Regions from separate parts of the Homo sapiens genome. Here region 2 is linked to region 1. Evidence: chromatin loops called from intact Hi-C (ENCODE). Cell type or tissue: IMR-90. All regions are shown on one strand.

Region 1 (5,000 bases):
AGTACATTGAAAACCTTCTGGAAAGGATTCACCCTTCTAGATGCCATTAAGAACTTGTACCTCATGAGAAGAGGTCAAAATATCAATATTAATGGGAATTTGGAAGAGGTTGATTCCAATCCTCATGGATGGCTTTGAGGGGTTCAAAACTTCAGTAGGGGAAATAATTACAGATGTGGTGGAAATATCAAGAGAACTGGAATTAAAAGTGGAGCCTGAAGATGTGACTGAACTGCTGCAATCTCATGATTAAACTTGAAAGGTTGAGGAGTTGCTTCTCATGATGAATTTAAAAAGTTGTTTCTTGAGGTGGAATCTACTACTGGTGAAGATGCTGTGAACGTCATGGAAATGACAATGAAAGATTTAGAATATTACATAAACTTAGTTGAGAAAGTAGTGGCAGGGTTTGAGAGAAATGACTCCAATTTTGAAGGAATTTCTACCATGGGTAAAAATGCTGTCAAACAGCATGGGATGCTATAGAGAAATCTTTCATGAAAGGAAAACTTAAAGCAGCAAACTTTATTGTTGTCTTAAGAAATTGCCACAGCCACATCAGCCCTCAGCAACCACTGTCCTGATCAGTCAACAACCATCAGCCACCACCTTGATCAGTCAACAGCCATCAATATCAAGGCAAGACTCTCCACTACCAAAAGATTATGACTCACTGAAGCTCAGATAATCATTAGCATTTTTAGCAATAAAATATTTGTTGATTATGGTACCTACATTGTTTTTATTGACATAATGCTATTGCATACTTTACAGGCTACAGTATAGTGCAAACATAACTTTTATATGCACTGGAAACCAAAAAGTTTGTGACTCACTTTATTGCAGTGACCTGGCACCCAAACTCCAAGATATGCCTGTAATTCCTCTGTACTTACACTCACTAATTTACCTATTTTCTATAAGAAATATCAATAGTTGTGTTAATTTAGAAATTGGGAAGAAATTTCTAACTATGAAAGTAGTCTCGGCTGGGTGCGGTGGCTCATGCCTATAATCCCAGCACTTTGGGAGGCCGAGGTGGGCAGATCACTTGAGACCAGGAGTTCAAGACCAGCCTGGCCAACATGGCGAAACCCTGTCTCTACTGAAAATACAAAAATTAGCCTGGCATGGTGGCACGTGTCTGTAATCCCAGCTACCTGATACTCAGGAGGCTTGAACCCTGGAGGCAGAAGTTGCAGTGAGCCGAGATCATGCCACTGCACTCCAGTCTGGGCAACAGAGCAAGACTCCATCTCGAAAAAAGAATGTAGACCCCAGGATTTCCTATCAGTACAGAGTAATTTATATTTCAGGAAAAAAGGAGCAGGTAATAATATTTTAAAAATCAGTTCAATTTCAACTTTAATTCTACCTGTATTCTCATACTTACTGAATTGTTAGTCATCTTAAACTGAAAAAAGTTTTGCTGTCAAGCCAAATAAATTTTAGCTTTATTTGAGATAAGAAGTTTGTAAGGTTTGCCCAATAAAGAGTTAAATATTTGTGGCAGATCTCTTCTTCTGAGATCCCTTTTGTGTAAAGATTTAAAGGTTCTCTGAGTTAGAGTAATAGCCTCTGATTTCCTCTCCATCTCTTTTACTGTTTCCCTTTCAAATCTTTGATGCAAGCAAAATAAAAGAAAATGACAGGCTTTCAAGCTTTTGTCTTACGACTTATACGCACAAGTTCTACATTTCAACATTTTTAAATGATCTTATGTATCTTAGTGCCATGAAATTTCAAACCTGAGTCTCTGTCTTTCAGAAGGTAAGGTCAGTCTTTCTTTTGCTCATCATTTTCCTTTATGTCATTTTTAACCACATTGATACCTGGTTACGGTGTGCTCTTTCAATCTCTTTACTCTAGCTCCTTCCAGTGGTAAATCACAGATGTGCTGCAGACAGCAGAGATCTGGGATTCTTTTGATGTGACAGGAGTGCAATGGTGAGTAAAGATTTTCCCTGTACTTTACCAGTTTCTCTTGCTTCCAATTTAAAATTGAAGGTGAGGTTCTAATGGAGCCTGGATCCATTAGTTTATTCAAAATCGTAAGGCACTTTGTTCACTTGGTATAGCACTTTCTCAGGCTGTATAAAGTGGAGCAGTTTCTGAGATGCATGGATAAAAATCTCCAAACCCTGGCAGAAATCCAGCAGTGCAATTCCATAAAGTACATGATATACACATTTGCGCAAGCTGAAGCTTCCTTTGGGCTCTAGGGAAAATAGTGCTTCTAATAATGGCAGCAGGTGTTTTTACTAATGATCTTTTAATGGCATTTTTGATAGTTTTAATTAAACCCCAAATATTTTTGTTGGAAAAAATAAAGGACAAATGGTTTCTAAGGCAAAATAAATAGTGTTTTTAAGAATGCATTTAAAAAGAAAAATTAGAAAGAAAAGGAAACTGCATGTTGTCTCATTAAGGAAAGCAAGTAATGCCTTAATAAAGTCCAACTGGAAGTATAATAATTGAAAGGTACACAGTTAAACCATTGTTATAAAAGTTGATAAAGGTTGCAGTTGGAAAATAGTTTTATGGATTTATTTAAAAATCAATATCATATTCTGTCTCTAAACCAATAAGGAACACAGTATTTATATTACACCAAAATATTTTAAATATATGTAAATATAGGAACAACATTATGGTCTGCTATTAATTATGAAGAGGATCAAAATCTTAGTCAAATCTGACTGCATCCCTAAGAGATGACAGCGAGTTCAAGGGAGCTTTGGATGAGCAATGAGCTTCAACCAGCATGCTTTTTGCTTGGCAAGTTAAACTAATCCAGTTCAAGACTAGAGGCATGTTGGCTTAGAATTATGGATGAAAGCAGGTAATTTATTATTTTCTATATTTTACTTATGATGTCAAAAAGTCTCACCCAACAAGACCTATTTTGGAGTGACAAACAGTAGGATATTCAAAATCTCTGCAGTCCAACACAATGATAGAAAAAAATATCTCAAGACAAAGGACAGGTTCTTGCTTAATATCACCAGTCTCTGCAGAAAATGTGTTCTTCACCTTCTCCTGTGTGTGGTTTCAGTGCTTATTGGAGACGAACTGGTAGTAGAAGCCTTGTTCATTCATCATTTATGAAAGACTTTCCAGTAAAATTAAATTTGGACTAGGACATTACCATGGCCAGCTTGCACAGTTCTAATAATCTGTAGCTTCTGCCTTTCTTTATGCTGTTTCAGAGCCAACCTTCAAAAGCATTATTGTCACAGTAGAAATACTTCTTAGCCACCAAAATGGGCAACACTTCTAAAATTTATTAAAAACTATAAATGAGGTCGAGTATCACGTATAGGGAAAACTGCTAACTTTGCATGTGGTATCCAGAACCCTCCATACTGTGACCCCTATGCACTCTCTGTCCACCTGTCTCCCAACAACCCAACCCTCTCAACCACATCAATCTCCATCCAAGATCCAGCAATAGCCTACTGCCTTTAATTTCAGAAAAAAAAGATCAAGAGGTTTTGTACTAATACACATGATATAATAACTTGCTTCAAATTCACTTCCATGCAAGTTGTGTCTGACAATAAAGCCTGTGCACCCCTTTAAAGCCCTGTTTAGATGAGCTTCCTGACCTTCTTCTTCCAGCTTCTCAGCAAAGCTTTAACAATTGAAGGCAGGCAGGATAGGCTGAGGGCAGAAAGGAGGTGAGAGGACTCTTATCATCTTTGTATCCTTATCTTTTTCAAATTATAGTTTGTGTTATTTAAGATAAAGCTAACTGGTGTGAGATGGTATCTCATTGTGGTTTTGATTTGCATTTCTCTGACGGCCAGTGATGATGAGCATTTTTTCATGTGTCTGTTGGCTGCATAAATGTCTTCTTTTGAGAAGTGTCTGTTCATATCCTTCGTCCACTTGTTGATGGGGTTGTTTGTTTTGTTCTTGTAAATTTGTTTGAGTTCTTTGTAGATTCTGGATATTAGCCCTTTGTCAGATGAGTAGATTGCAGAAATTTTCTCCCATTTTGTAGGTTGCCTGTTCACTCTGATGGTAGTTTCTTTTGCTGTGCAGAAGCTCTTTAGTTTAATTAGATCCCATTTGTCAATTTTGTCTCTTGTTGCCATTGCTTTTGGTGTTTTAGACATGAAGTCCTTGCCCATGCCTATGTCCTGAATGGTATTGCCTAGGTTTTCTTCTAGGGTTTTTATGGTTTTAGGTCTAATATTTAAGTCTTTAATCCATCTTGAATTAAATTTTGTATAAGGTGTAAGGAAGGGATACAGTTTCAGCTTTCCACATATGGCTAGCCAGTTTTCCCAGCACCATTTATTAAATAGGGAATCCTTTCCCCATTGCTTGTTTTTCTCAGGTTTGTCAAAGATCAGATGGTTGTAGATATGTGGCATTATTTCTGAGGGCTCTGTTCTGTTCCATTGGTCTATATCTCTACTTTGGTACCAGTACCATGCTGTTTTGGTTACTGTAGCCTTGTAGTATAATTTGAAGTCAGGTAGTGTGATGCCTCCAGCTTTCTTCTTTTGGCTTAGGATTGACTTGGCAATGTGGGCTCTTTTTTGGTTCCATATGAACTTTAAAGTAGTTTTACCAATTATGTGAAGGAAGTCATTGGTAGTTTGGTGGGGATGGCATTGAATCTATAAATTACCTTGGGCAGTAAGGCCATTTTCACGATATTGATTCTTCCTACCCATGAGCATGGAATGTTCTTCCATTTGTTTGTATCCTCTTTTATTTCATTAAGCAGTGGTTTGTAGTTCTCCTTGAAGAGGTCCTTCACGTCCCTTGTAAGTTGGATTCCTAGGTATTTTATTCCCTTTGATGCAATTGTGAATGGGAGTTCACTCATGATTTGGCTCTCTGTTTGTCTGTTATTGGTGTATAAGAATGCTTGTGATTTTTGCACATTGATTTTGTATCCTGAGACTTTGCTTAAGTTGCCTATCAGCATAAGGAGATTTTGGGCTGAGACGATGGGGTTTTCTAGATATACAATCATGTCATCT
Region 2 (5,000 bases), 790 kb before region 1:
TTAATTCTCATAATGTGCACATATACATTGATTGACTTTTACGGACCAAGCACACTGCTAGGAAGGGCTATATGTTTATTAACAAAGTGTGCTTGGATGGGCTGCCTGTTCATAAAGAAACAGTCAACATCTCTGCCTTTTGGAATTTGGGAAGAAGCCAAGGAGTGCTGATATAAACAGCCAGATGCCCAATTTCAAATTATGATAACTTTTGTGAAGTAAGAGATGCAATAAAAGATTATATCAAAGGGTAAAGGGCAAGATTGGAATACTTAGAATGGCAGAATCTTCCTGGGGAAGTAACTTGGGGGAACACAGTTAAGCAAACAAAGAGCTGGAGGAGGCATACAAAACAGAGGAAAACGTGAATAAGGTCCTGAGTTAGTGGGGACTTCACCAAGGAGAGAAAAGGAGAAAAGGCCAATGGCACCAGGAAAAAGCAATACGTTTGGAGTTTGGAGAGCTGAATGGCGGCACAATCATTAACGGCCTAAGGAGCCAGAGATAGGAATTTGGGTTTTATTCTAAATATAATGAAAAATTATTTAAAGGGAAAAGAATATTCCAATTATGAGAGTGACATTAAATATGACAGTTTCTCATATATAATAGGTATTCTATAAATAGTAGTTCTTCAGAAGTCATGATTCAGATTCCCAGTATAACTAAGTTTCCGTCCCTGAACATGACAAAACAACAGAATCACATTGGTTAGGGAACTCATCAAATTATGGACTGTCACATAAATTGGAACAGCCCAATCTTTACAGTACTCCAGTTCTCAAATCCGTGACTTGATCATATTTCCTACAAATGCTGAAATAAATAAAAGGGCATTGTTTCAAAATATAGAATGGGAAAATAGGTACTTAATGAATGTTGAGTGAAATAAAATATTTTTAAACAAAACATTTTTATATACAAAATCACTTTAAAGCCTATATGGAATGGAAAATTCCTAAATACCTTCTCTGTTAATTTCATGGTGGATATCATTAACCTAATGCTTGCTGATGAAGAGGGTATGCTTCAGGGTGGTTAAGTAACTTTTCCAATGACATCCAACTAGTGAATGAGAGCTGGGAAGACCAAGCAAGCCATATCACTGTTTCTTGTATTTACAAGTTTAAATTCCTAGACTGCAGAGTTCCTGTAGTTTTCATTTGAAATAGAAAACAATGCAAGTAGTAGAAAAGAGAGCAGGCTGACTAGGCAATTAAATGTAAAGTTACCAATAATTGATAGCAGGTAAAAAGATTATGCAAGTGAGCTGTGCGCTGTGGCTCATGCCTGCAATCCCAGCACTTTGGGAGGCCGAGGCGGGCAGATCACCTGAGGTCAAGAGTTCAAGACCAGCCTGGCCAACATGGTGAAACTCAGTCTCTACTAATAATACAAAAAAATTAGCCAAGCGTGGTGGTGCACACCTGTAATTCCAGCTACTCAGGAGGCTGAGAGGCTGAGGCAGGAGAATTGCTTGAACCAGGAGGCAGAGGTTGCAGTGAGCCGAGACTGGGCTATTGCACTCCAGCCTGGCTGACAAGAGCAAAACTCCCATCTCAAAAAAAGAAAAAAAAAAAGATTATGCAAGTGAAATATTTAGTATTTTGACTGGCCTAATGACAACAGAAGACAACAAAACCTCAACTCCCATGGGACTAAGAATGGGATTAAACCAAATCGCCTACATTTGAATAATAACAAAAATCTTACTTGGTTAAAAATTAGTAAGGCTATTCCAACTAGAAATTAAATCTAGTGGTATTTAGCATTTAAAATAGAATAAAAGGGCACCCTTACTCTTCAAATAATATCTAAACCAATCCCCCCTTTCAGTTCATGCTTCTGGATTTAACAAGGCAATCTTAATTTATCATCATAATGACTCACAACGATGATGTTAGTAACCATGCAGTGTGAATACATGGTGAAAGGCAGTTTAGAAATTGTAATACAAAGAAGAATGATGCATGAGATTTCTGAATAAGATGAAAAGGACAGCTGCTGTTGAATCAGAAGTCCTGGCTCTGCTGTATGCATGGCATAGGTCCTTGTTCAACTGAAAAGCAGTTGGCCTCAGTTTCTAGCTGCCCTTCCCCAACTATAAAATATGAATAACACTCACTTCCATAAGATAATGAAAATGAAAACACTTTTCAACACCATGATGGTGTTTGTTGCTACATTTAATGAATCTAAATTACTTATTTTTATTTATTTTTTATGTTTTTAGGAGCAGAGGTTTAATAGGCAAAAGAAAGAGAAAGGAGAAAGGAAAACAGCTCTCTCTCTAGTGAGAGAGAGGGGACTTCCGAGAGAAAAAAGGCCCTCTAAATCACTTTTTAAAAACAATTCCTTTAACAGGGATATGAAAAACCATGTAAAATACAAATGTCAGCAATAAATGTAGATGTTGGAGTCACATATCCTTCCTCCAAATAGTCAATTCTCTTCAAACGATTTGCTTATTGGTGTTACTGTTTTTTGTTTTTTATTTTTTCCCTCCCTTTTCTTTTTTCTTCCAATCACAGATATCAAAGATGTGTTTCTTCATGGAAGCCAGCAGGTGGCTCTCTGGTGTACTACTGCCAAAAACAAAAAACAAACCCCTCAAATCCCCAACTTTCTTATAATCAATCCACTGTGAAAATTTATAATAATCCCCAAAACGGACAGCTAGAAAGCTCACATACAATCATTACTAACATCACAACCCTCCTTTAGTGCACTAACTTCAAAGGTGAAAAACAGTAGTTTAATTTCTGTTCAAAACTCAACAAGCTAGAATGAATTTCTCACCATTCTGACAGCTTCGCATAGGGAGGTAATTTGTTTTTTTCCTCCTCCCTATAGTAAATAGTATCCATTAGAACAAACAAATGACAACAAGCAAATTCAACGAAGAACACAAACATGAATACCTAAAATGGCAGAGTTTATGTTTCTGGAGGACCAGTATTAATAAAGTAAATGACACGAGTTTAGTATTGATTTATTTAAACTCATTATTGTCCTTATAGCATTCATTTCATAAATCTCAAAACAACTTTGAGCCAAACTCTGCTGAAGTCATATTGTTATAGGAAAGGGGTCCCGATCCAGACTCCAAGAGAGGGTTCTTGAGTCTCATGCAAGAAAGAATTCATGGAAGCCCGCAGTGCGAAGGGAAAGCAAGTTTATTAAGAAAGTAAAGGAATAAAAGAATGGCTATTCCATAGACAGAGCAGCCCCGAGGGCTGCTGGTTGCCCATTTTTATGGTTATTTCTTGATTATATGCTAAACAAGGGGTGGATTATTCATGCCTCCCTTTTTTAGACCACATAGGGTAACTTCCTAAGGTTGCCATGGCATTTGGAAATTGCCATGGCGCTGATGGGAGTGTAGCAGTGAGGACGACCAGAGGTCACTGTCATTGCCATTTTGGTTTGAGTGGGTTTTGGCTGGCTCCTTTGCTGCAAGCTGTTTTATCAGCAAGGTCTTTGTGACCTGTATTTTGTGCTGACCTCCTATCTCATCCTGTGACTTAGAATGCCTTAACTGTCTGGGAATGCAGCCCAGTAGGCTTCAGCCTCATTTTACCCAGCTCCTATTTAAGATGGAGTTGCTCTGGTTCACACGCCACTGACAATTTTAATATACATTCAGTCAAACTTCTGGTCAGATATAATAGATTAGTGTGTAGTTTCTGATAACTAATCATTATCCCCAGGTTTCATAGGTATGCCATGCCATGCTCACTACTCAATTGAATATATTATACTCAGAATCAGGTTCGTGATTTACAAGATATTGATCTAGGGGAATAGATTATGATATTATACCATGGATCTCTGAATTTGAGGCACAAACTGCAGTTTGGATAAAGACTGTTTAAAAGACAGTTATGTATTTAGATTTTTAATCATTACTAGCTAGAACAGATTATCTCCAGCCACACATTTGTTTCTGCCAAAGGAACTCAGAGTTTACTGTAAATATGGTTTATTAGGAAAGAAATGCTACAATTTTGGGTGCTACTCAAGGCTGGTAACTTGAATGAATTAATTACTTATGGCTTTAAAGTTAATTCTTACTTGAGGCTTTATAATCATACATATTTTAACATCAAAAGCTTGATAGTAAAAACTAAAAATGATTTTTAAAAACTCTCACAGTATTCCAGATTTGAAATGGAGCAGGTTATTTGTGTGTTATTTTGTAAAGGAAGAAAATTAACTATCCTAGATATTAAGATAGATTCCCTTGGGGAAAAAAAAGAAAAAGGAAAGTAAATATGCAGATTTTGGCTTCCCATCTAGTTGTGGAAGTTACAGTGATATAGTTATGAAACCTGCTTTTTCTTTGTCTTTTTTTTTTTTTTTTTTTTGAGACGGAGTTTCACCATTGTTGCCCAGGCTGGAGTGCAGTGGCGCGATCTTGGCTCACCGCCATCTCTGCCTGCCGGGATCAAGCGATTCTCCTTCTTCAGCCTCCCGAGTAGCTGGGATTACAGGCATGCACCACCATGCCCGGCTAATTTTGTATTTTTAGTAGAGATAGGGTTTCTCCATATTGGTCAGGCTGGTCGCGAACTTCCTACCTCAGGTGATCCACCCGCCTCAGCCTCCCAAAGTGCTGGGATTACGGGCATGAGCCACCATGCCCGGCAAGACGAAACCTGGTTTTTTAAGATTCATAACCATGCTGTAGAATCAGCACATCAGATTCCCCACCCCGACCCGCTGCCACACACACAATTACTGACTCCTTTGCTCAGGACCGTCTGGCAATCTTTTTACACCATCCTTCTTATCAAGGCAGCTAAGAGTTACATTTACAGGCATGTACATCTGCAAACTCAGTCTTAATCAGTGACCAAAACTGTTACAGTAGGAAGTGTCAATTGAGACAAATGATGAGACAAGTCTCAATTATTTTAGGAGGTTTATTTGTCAGAGTTAAGGACGTGCACCTGTGACACTGCCTCAGGAGGTCCTGATGACATGTGCCCAAGGCAGTT

Evidence for each region. Hi-C counts contacts between places; a loop is a spot of excess contacts. Peaks named below come from ENCODE experiments on the same cell type or tissue, not always from the same donor. Only the 100,000 strongest peaks of a DNase experiment are listed, where the experiment ranks them.
Region 2: it touches region 1 in a loop (14-fold over the local background); 8 of 110 quality-filtered maps call a loop at or near these places.

Annotation. Positions count from the first base shown.
Region 1 is chr16:59,409,317-59,414,316 of GRCh38, reverse strand. It overlaps LOC107984824 (a long non-coding RNA gene), which reads left to right and starts at 1,874. Exons shown (of 3, transcript XR_001752330.1): 1 at 1,874-1,947; 2 at 2,641-2,842. LOC105371298 (a long non-coding RNA gene) reads left to right here. Exons shown (of 5, transcript XR_001752331.2): 5 at 1,632-1,716. In IMR-90, a CTCF peak has its summit at 1,876; no DNase peak of the experiment used is centred here.
Region 2 is chr16:60,201,327-60,206,326 of GRCh38, reverse strand. No RefSeq gene overlaps it. Among named protein-coding and RNA genes, the nearest start is that of LINC02141, 350 kb to the right of the region's middle. In IMR-90, a CTCF peak has its summit at 2,553 (motif pointing right); no DNase peak of the experiment used is centred here.